Regions from separate parts of the Homo sapiens genome. Here region 2 is linked to region 1. A link is a loop called in an ENCODE intact Hi-C map of the cell type or tissue named here. Cell type or tissue: natural killer cell. All regions are shown on one strand. Links, peaks and the distances in the headings refer to the core of each region. The heading gives the core; the rest is flanking DNA. Region 1 overlaps LOC102723436 (a long non-coding RNA gene). Region 2 overlaps TGFBR3 (transforming growth factor beta receptor 3).

Region 1 (4,395 bases), core at 306-4,305:
CCGACCCTACTCTGAGCGCGTGGAAAATCTGCTTCGGGCGCAGATCTCGAGTAGTTGGCCTCCCCTCATTTCCGTCTTTCGCTTCTGCCCGCGTGGGGCCACTTTGGTATAGGTGGGAATTAAGCCGGGGAGGGAGGAGTAGGTCGGAACAGTTTGCAGCTGGCGGCTCGCTGATTGGGTGTTATTTTACAGCTGGGCAGAAATGACCGCGGTAGCACTCCTGGGGAGGCCTCTAAAGCTGCAGACACGATGTGTCGCGGGACCATCCAGTTCTGGCCCCGTGCAGGAGGACAGGACGCCGTCTGGTCGCTGCCCTGGGCGCTCAACATGGGAGCTGCCAGAGGAGAGCGCCCTGTGAGTGCCTGACAAATGGAGGTATTTCTTTCCAGGTTTTACAACCCGATGTATTTTCAGGGAGGACCTTCCTAGGTACCTCCACTTCTCAGTCTCTCAACTCAGCAGCCTCCATCCATTTCCACGAATCCGCTGGACTCGCTCCTGCAAAACACGGTGTGAAATTGACTTCTAACTGGAAGCCTTTCTTTTCCAACCCCATCCACTGCAATTCTTCTGTTTTCAGCACTCTGGTGTTCTGTGTTTTTTGTTGTTGTTGTTTTTGTTTTTGTTTTTTTCATGTGTTTAGCTCGGGCTTTGAAAGAATCTGAAATCTTATCTTTTAATTTCAAATTCCCTAAAGCCACAGAGTGCATCTTTCCCTGTCCCACACAGTGCCTAGTTCAGTTCTTGTCCCACAGTATATTAACCAACTGCCACAAAGCCTCATGTATGCCACACAACTAAACACCAGGACGTCTGAAGGAAAAACTCTAGAAAACTCTAGAGTGGCTCTTTGGAGCAGGAAGAGCTGCTACACTCCCAATGCCCTCTGAGAGCTGCCAGGTCCCATGATGCCTTCTCTTGTGTGTAGACTGAGATGTATTCATTAAGGGTAACACGGTGATTTTTTGTTTGTGCTCCCTTAATTAAAAAAAAAAAAAAGATTTGGTGGGAAAGGCAGATGGAAGTTCTTGAAGGGGGCTACTTCAGAGCAGGTCTTTCTGAGCCCCCTTGAAGCACACCGTGTGTGTGTGTGCGTGTGTGTGTGTGTGTGTGTGTGTGTGTGTGTCTGGGACCCCAGAGTCAATCCAGATGATGCTGATATAGTTACATTTGAGAACCAGTGGTAGGTAGATCTTTGCTACTCTAGTCCTCAGGCAAACAGCATCAGCCTCACCTAGGAGTTTTTAAGAAATGCAGAATCTCAGGACCCAGCCAGACCTACTGCATAGAAGTCTGCATTTTAACAAGATCTCTAGGTGATTGGTGTATACACAAAAGTGTAAGAATCCCTGCTTTAGTAATGACTGCTCTGGGAACAAGCTTAAACTTGGGCAACCTGGACCTATGGTCACCCATCCTATCAGGGAGATAGATGGTAGATGGTGGGCTAGGGACAGGGTGAGAGGAAATCTGAGCAGCCACAGATCTGGGGTCCTCTCCCTCCCAAACTGGCCCCTGATTTAGAAATATGGTCTCAAGAGCCTATCTTTCTGTCCCCAGTTTTCACCGTAGACAACTTTCTAATAATTGAACTGTCTGTCCTGCCTGCTAGTTGCCTTTGTTATTATCGTAATCATTAGTGGTTGCTGGAAGTGGGGCAGGGTGTGTTTAGGTGAGCAGGGGGGAGTGTTAATGAGCCCATGGGTCTGGTGTGAGGGGGAGATCCCTGTACCTATCACAACCCTGTGCCTTTATTGCATGCTCCTTTACACACCCTCCACCCCTTGAAGAGGCTTCCCCTGGCCCCCTGCCCAGTAACTTACTTACTATGAATATTCCGTTGCTACATCCTGTTTCTGCTTTTGACTTTGCATCCTGTTCCAGACCCTTAGCCTGCTCCCTAGCCTCTAATCTGACTCTTCCATTAACTGTCAAACCTTCAACAGATAATTCTTTTAGCATCTGCTGTGCACACCAGTAAGTGCTGAAGATTCAAGGTGAACCCAAGACACAATCCCTGCCTTATGGGGTTTACAGCATTGTGTGGACATCCATCATTCACTCAGTCCTCACTGCACCAGAGACGACACTAAATGCTTCACTTGCATAATCTCACTTTTCTCAGTCATAACTGTCAGGTTGTCCCCACTTCATAGTTGAAGAAGCCATGGCTCAAAGACTTAAATAATTTTCCCAGGGTCATAGCTAATTGGTGGCACAGGCAGGAGGATTTAAGCCTAAGTCTGATTGCCTCAAAAATGTCTTAAACCACTCTGTAAAAGACTGTTCTTCATCACTGTATCTCCAATGCTCAGGACAGTGCCTGGTATGTATCACACAATCAACATTTGTGGAAGGAAGGAAGGATGTTGTTTTGAGCCGTCTCTTGGGCTCCACCCTTCAAATACAGAGCCACCTCAAACCCAGCCCTGAGGTTTCTCAGTACCTCTGGGCACCACATCTTCCTTCCTCACAGATCCCCCAGCCCCCACCCTACATCTGAGGCCCTCCCTAATTTATCCCTGCCTCTTAGGGGCAGCCAGCCAGACCAAGAATCCCTTCTTCATCTTGTCTGAGTATAATACATGTAAAGTTGATCCAAGCTTTCTACCTAGAAAACACACACACACATCCTGAAGCTTTATAATTTACACAGCAGTAATAAAAACGTTGAAGGAATTTAAGTAGATGGATGTGGCACAACCTCAGCTCTCCTGATGTTTTACAGACTGCCACACTATACCAGCTGCCTCCCACAATGGCTGTGAGGTGAGAACCTGAGGTGAGAACACACCCTTCCTTCAAGCTACTTCACACTGCCTCCTCAGCATAAACATAAGATTTTCCCTTTTCTATTCCTCTTAAGAGAAAAAGTATAATATAGGCCAGAGGAAAAGTATAATATAGGCCAGAGAAAAAATATAATATAGGCCACAGAGACTGACTTAAGTTTCTTGTGGCACAGATGAGGATTATACTGTGGCATTTCTCTTTTCTGTGACTGGGTGGGCCACGGTGAAATAAAGTCCTAAAATGTATTAAAACTGTTTAGACCACCTAAATTAGAATCCTTCATTTGTTAGGCCTTTCAGAAACATTTCTCGGGACTGCAAAATATATGGTAGGGATTCATTCCATTTTATAGATCAGCAAACTGAGACAGAAGGTGAGTGAGGGAATTGGAATCATACGAATGGTTATGGCAGGATACAGGGCACAGAGACTTTGGCACACTTTACTTTTTCCACTATACCACATACTGTCTCCTGAATTGAACATTTTCATCTTCTTTATTATAAAATGATTCAAATAAAATATATCTATATGTTTTCTTATTTCACTTTTTTTTTTTGGTCACTCTAGAACTGTAAGCATTGGGGGTACAGGGGAGGGATAGCATTAGGAGATACACCTAATGTTAAATGACGAGTTAATGGGTGCAGCACACCAACATGACACATGTATATATATGTGACAAACCTGCACGTTGTGCACATGTACCCTAAAACTTAAAGTATAATAATAATAAAAAAAGAACTGTAAGCATTTTTCAGACATTCACAATGGGAAATTTGAATGTTAAAGTTGGAGAGACTGCGGTTAATAGCTTGAATTTTAGAGTCAGGAAAACCTGTCTGTACTCAGGCAAGATAATTGATATGGTTTGGATCTGTCCCCACCAAATCTCATGTCGCGATGTAATCCCCAGTGTTGGAAGTGGGGCCTGGTGGGAGGTGATTGGATCATGGGGGTGGTCCTTCATGAATGATTTAGCACAATCTCCTGGTGCTGTTCTCATGATAGTGAGTGAGTTCTCACAAGTTCTGGTTGTTTACAAGCGTACAGCATCTCCCCCCTTCTCTCTCTCTTGCTCCTGCTCCCACCATGTAAGACAGGTCTGCTTCCCCTTTTCCTTCAGCCATGATTGTAAGTTACCTGAGGCCTCCCCAGAAGCCGAGCAGATGCCAGCATCATGCTTCCTGTACAGCCTGCAGAACCATGAGCCAATTAAACATTTTTTCTTTATAAATTACCCAGTCTCAGATATTTCTTTATAGCAATATTAGAATGGACTAATGCAGTAATTAACCTCAGTTTCCTGACAGGTAGATAGAAATTACTAATATGGCCCCCAGCGGCACATGTTCCAAGGAATTAAATGAGATGATATATGATAAGCACTTGGCAGAGTGCCTGGCGCATAGTAAGCACTAAATAAATGTTAGTTGTTGTAATTGTTACTAGAACTATTATGTGAGTCCCTCAGTTTCTCTGAAGAATCCTCCTTGTTTTGTGACCAGCAGTACTTGACCTTTATGGCCAAGATCCAGGCAATTTGTGTCTATTTTTTTCTTGACCTATTTTCTGGCTATAGCTTCTAGTTTCAAGATTGTA
Region 2 (4,395 bases), core at 115-4,114, 320 kb after region 1:
CTACCAATAGTCCTCACCTCATTCCAAAAGAGACTTCTGATTAATCCCATCCTACTGTGAACATTCTGTCACTTATCATTTTGTGTATAATTTGTTCCATGTTATCTTCTAGTCAGAGCCAATTTGGAATGCTAGAACAGGTAGTATCTACTCCGACCCTTTAATTTTACAGATTAGCAAACCAAAAATTAGAAAGGCTCAACGACTGGCCCAGCTTTACACAGCTACTTAGTTACAAAGCCAAGACTTGTCCACATGCTGCTTTGTAATTATTCTGTGGTTGATCAAGTGTCTATACCTTATTCCCCTTCCTGTCAGAAGCTGACATCTCTGCTTTCTTCTGAACCCACAAAATGTCTGTTATCATCTACTGAACACCTATCATGTATATCACAATTTCCCATTTAATCTTCTCAACAATACAAGGAGACAGATGCCCTTTACTCCATTTTGTAGTGAGAAAGGTGAGGCTTCAAGATGCTAAGTAAGGCTGGGTACAGTGGTTCACACCTATAATCCCAGCACTTTGGGAGGCAGAGGCCAAAGGCTCCCTTGAAGCCAGGAGTTCATGACCAGCCTGGGAAACATAGAAAAAATAAAAATAATTTGAATATCAGGAGTTTCTGAAAATAAATAAATAAATAAATACAAACACAAATATTAGCCAGGCATGGTGGCGCATGCCAATAGTCCTAGCTACTTGGAAGGCTGAGGCAGGGGGATCACTTGAGCCCAGAAGTTCAAGGCTGCAAGTGAGCTACAATGGCACCACTGCACTCCAGCCTGGGCAACAGAGTGGGACTCTGCTCTGTCACCAAAAAAAAAAAAAAGATGCTAAGCAACCCCAAGTCACCAGCTTATAAATCCTGGCACCAGGACTTAAACCTAGGTCTGTCTAATTCCACGCCCATGCTCTTAACTACTACAAACAAGAGATCCTCCAGAAACAGCTGACTTTCAAAAAAAAGATAGGGACTGTGCCTATTACTAAGCCACTGTAGACATCAACCAGGCCCTGCATGGACACTCACTTTCTGGTGGTGGGTAGTCTGATGAGATCTGGCACAAGGGACAAATTATTTTGTTCTGAAACCAGGGTGGCAGGCCTTGATCAGCAGTTTTAGTTTACTTCATTCATTCACTCAACAAACATTTATTAGCGCCTACCCTGTCCTGGGCACTGTTCAGGGAGGTGGGCACATAGCAGCAAATTAAACACACTCCTGTTTTCACATAGGTTACCTTCTAAAGGTGGGGACAGACAAGACAACAAATAAATAATATGTCAAGGCATGAGAAGACCTAGGAAAGGAAAATAAAGCAGGTTAAGGAGAGAGAGTGATGACAGGAGGGATGCTATTTTAGACAGGGTGGTCAGAGAGGGCCTCCCAGACAAGGTAACATTTAAGCACAGAGGTAAGAGATAAAGCTATGACAATATCTAAAGGAAAAACCTCCCAGGCAGTGGGAATAGTGAGTGCAAAGGTCCTGAGGTAAGAGCATGCTTGGTTTGTCCTAGAAGCAGACTACAGTACAGCATAGTGGAAAGTGCGGGGCCCCCATAGCCTACCTGAGTTCAAATCCCCCACCTGCCTTTTCTAAGCAATATAATTTTGGGCAACTTACTTAAAGCTCCATGCCTGATCTATAAAGTAGAGATAATGATTCTACCTCCTTCATGGGATTGTTATGATGACTAACTAAATTAATAAATAAAGCACTTACTTCCTAGTATGTTGTTAGAATTCAGGAAATGGTAGCTTTGATTATTTTTAACTACTCACTGATAACTCAGCTCCATTCTAGACAATTTATTTTCAATGTGATACCTTTGAATCCCAGGGTGAATGACACTGCAGGCTTTGTACATGGCCAATAGCTTCCTCCTAAGCCTTTGCCTTTCTTGGCTGGGCTTCCTATCCCTGTAGGAACCATGCCGATGTTATCTCAATAAGAGCAGGAGGCAAATTCCTCTAACTTTACTATTACACTAATACAAATTATGTACTTCATTCCACATAATCCCTACCCATAAGAGTCTGACACTTCTTCAGAGCTGAATTTATTGCCCTGAGGATTTACGGTATTGGTTTCACAAGATGGGGTCCTGCCAATCCTGACTTCCCACTAGCATCATCAGCAGAAGCAAGCAGAAATTTCAGGGACAACCCCTTATCTTGAGAAGGGTTAAAACTTCACTTCGAAAGATGGTAATTTAATTTTAAAGAATCCGTTCTCCAATGTCCTTTTTGCCTAAAATTAAGATTTCTCTTCAAAGAAATTACAACATCAAAGCAAAACTCAAGAGTCATCTGGCCTAAAAGTCTCAAGACTGAGCACAGCCCCCAAGCAAGGCAGCTCTGGAAGGGACTGTGTAACCAGACAAGGGGATGGGCACAGAAACAAGGCAAGATGTCAGGGCTGCAAGGAAATTCTGCCCTGTTTCCCCCTGCCCTCTTCCCTAGCTCTTTTCTTTAACGTTGTGTTTGCTTTTCATCTTTGTAGCCTGCTGGGTTAAAGGGCAAACCACAGGCAGAGAGAAACCGCAGCAAGCCCATGCCTGTTAGAGGTAAAATGGGAGTCTTCCCAAACCACTTGTAAGGATGGGGGGACCCACAGGTGCTGCTTTGAGTCAGACATGAAAACGAGGTCAGTGTTCTAGTCCAACGAGTCTTAAATGAGGCTTTTTAAAAATCAGATTCTCCTTCCCCGAGATTGATGGTTTTCCCTTTTTTTGACGGGGTGGTGGGAGGGGGGGATAGGGTTTCACTCTGTCACTCAGGCTGGTGTGCAGTGGCATGATCATAGCTCACTGCAGCCTCGAACTCCTTGGCTCAAGCTATTCTCCCACCTCAACTACAGTCCCTTTAAGCAGGGACTACAGGTGTGCCCCACCACACCCAGCTGACTTTTTAAGATTTTTTTATGGAGATGGGGTCTCACTATGTTATCCAGGCTAATCTTGAATTCTTTGCCTCATATAATCCTCCTGCCTCAGCCTCCTAAAGCACTGGGATTATAGGGGTAAGCCATCACACCTGGCCAATTTTCCCTTCTTTTTTTTTTTTTTTTTTTTGAGATGGAGTCTCACTGTTTCCCAGGCTGTAGTGCAGTGGCACTATCTCAGATCACTGCAACCTCTCCCTCCCAGGTTTAAGCAATTCTCCTGCCTCTGCCTCCCAAGTAGCTGGGATTACAGGTGCCTGCCACCACGCCCAGCTAATTTTTGTATTTTTTTTTAGTAAAGATGGGGCTTTACCATGTTGGCCAGGCTGCTCTCAAACTCCTGTCCTCAAGTGACAGGAGTCCTCGAGACTCCTGTCCTCGGCCTCCAAAAGTGTTGGGATTATAGGCCTGAGCCAACACGCCTGGCCCAATTTTCCCTTTTTAATGCCCTGAGTGCACCTATAACTGGGGCTATAAGAAATCCATAAAATGGGCTGAGCGCTGTGGCTAACGCCTGTAATCCCAGCACTTTGGGAGGCCAAGGCGGGTGGATCACTTGAGATCAGAAATTCAAGACCAGGCTGGCCAACATGGTGAAACTCCGTCTCTACCAAAAATACAAAAAAAATTGGCTGGGCCTGATGGCATGTGCCTGTAATCCCAGCTACTTGGGAGGATGAGGCAGGAGAATGGCTTGAACCCGGGAGGCAGAGGTTGCAGTGAGCCAAGATTGTGCCACTGCACTCTAGCCTGGGTGACAGAGTGAGACCCTGCCACAAAAAAAAAAAAAAGAAATCCATAAAATGCTTCTTATTCATTTAATAATGTTTATCAAGTGCCTGCTTCATGCCAGGACTGTTCCAGGTGTGGGTATTCAACAGAGAACAAAACATAAAAATCCCTGCCCTGATGGAGCTTTCATTCTAGCTAAAGGAGACAGACTATAAACAAGATACATAATTATATATTATATAGAGACCAATGCTAAGAAAACAAAGCAGAAAAGGGAGAGACAAAGTATGTGTGTGGGGTTTTGGTTTGGTTTGTCTGTTTTGAGTAAGGACCTAACAGAAGCGAATTCTGTAGCTATTTGGGGAAAAACATTCCAAGCAAAGGAAACAGCACATGCAAAGGCCCTGAGACAGAGCGTATCTGGCGTGCTCAGGGACCAACAGTCAGGTGCGGCAGCTGGAGCAGATTGAGCAGCCTAGAGAGCACAAGAGGGAAGTCAACTGGGTCACCAGCATAAGAGTGGTGGGCTGGTTGGGCAGGGCTTTGCAGATCACTGTAAGAATTCTGGCTTTTATTCTGAGAAAGACAAGAATAAACAGTAGAGTGGTTTTTTGGTTTTTTGGTCACTCTGTCACCAGACTGGAGTGCAGTGGTGCAATCTCAGCTCACTGCAACCTCCGTCTCCTGGGTTCAAGCGATTCTCCTGCCTTAGCCTCC

What was found. Peaks named below come from ENCODE experiments on the same cell type or tissue, not always from the same donor. Only the 100,000 strongest peaks of a DNase experiment are listed, where the experiment ranks them.
Region 2: a loop joins it to region 1, with 2.6 times the contacts of the local background. A loop is called at or near these places in 8 of 110 quality-filtered maps.

Annotation. Positions count from the first base shown.
Region 1 is chr1:91,546,779-91,551,173 of GRCh38, forward strand. All of the region lies in intron 3 of LOC102723436 (a long non-coding RNA gene), which reads right to left. Among named protein-coding and RNA genes, the nearest start is that of CDC7, 48 kb to the left of the region's middle. In natural killer cell, for the core only: no CTCF peak of the experiment used is centred there; DNase peaks (open chromatin) are centred at 1,763, 2,433 and 2,753; H3K4me3 peaks cover 263 bases; H3K27ac peaks cover 4,000 bases.
Region 2 is chr1:91,870,227-91,874,621 of GRCh38, forward strand. The region is part of intron 1 of TGFBR3 (transforming growth factor beta receptor 3); the gene reads right to left. Among named protein-coding and RNA genes, the nearest start is that of TGFBR3, 14 kb to the right of the region's middle. RefSeq lists an enhancer at 2,300-2,369. In natural killer cell, for the core only: no CTCF peak of the experiment used is centred there; a DNase peak (open chromatin) is centred at 2,555; H3K27ac peaks cover 2,146 bases.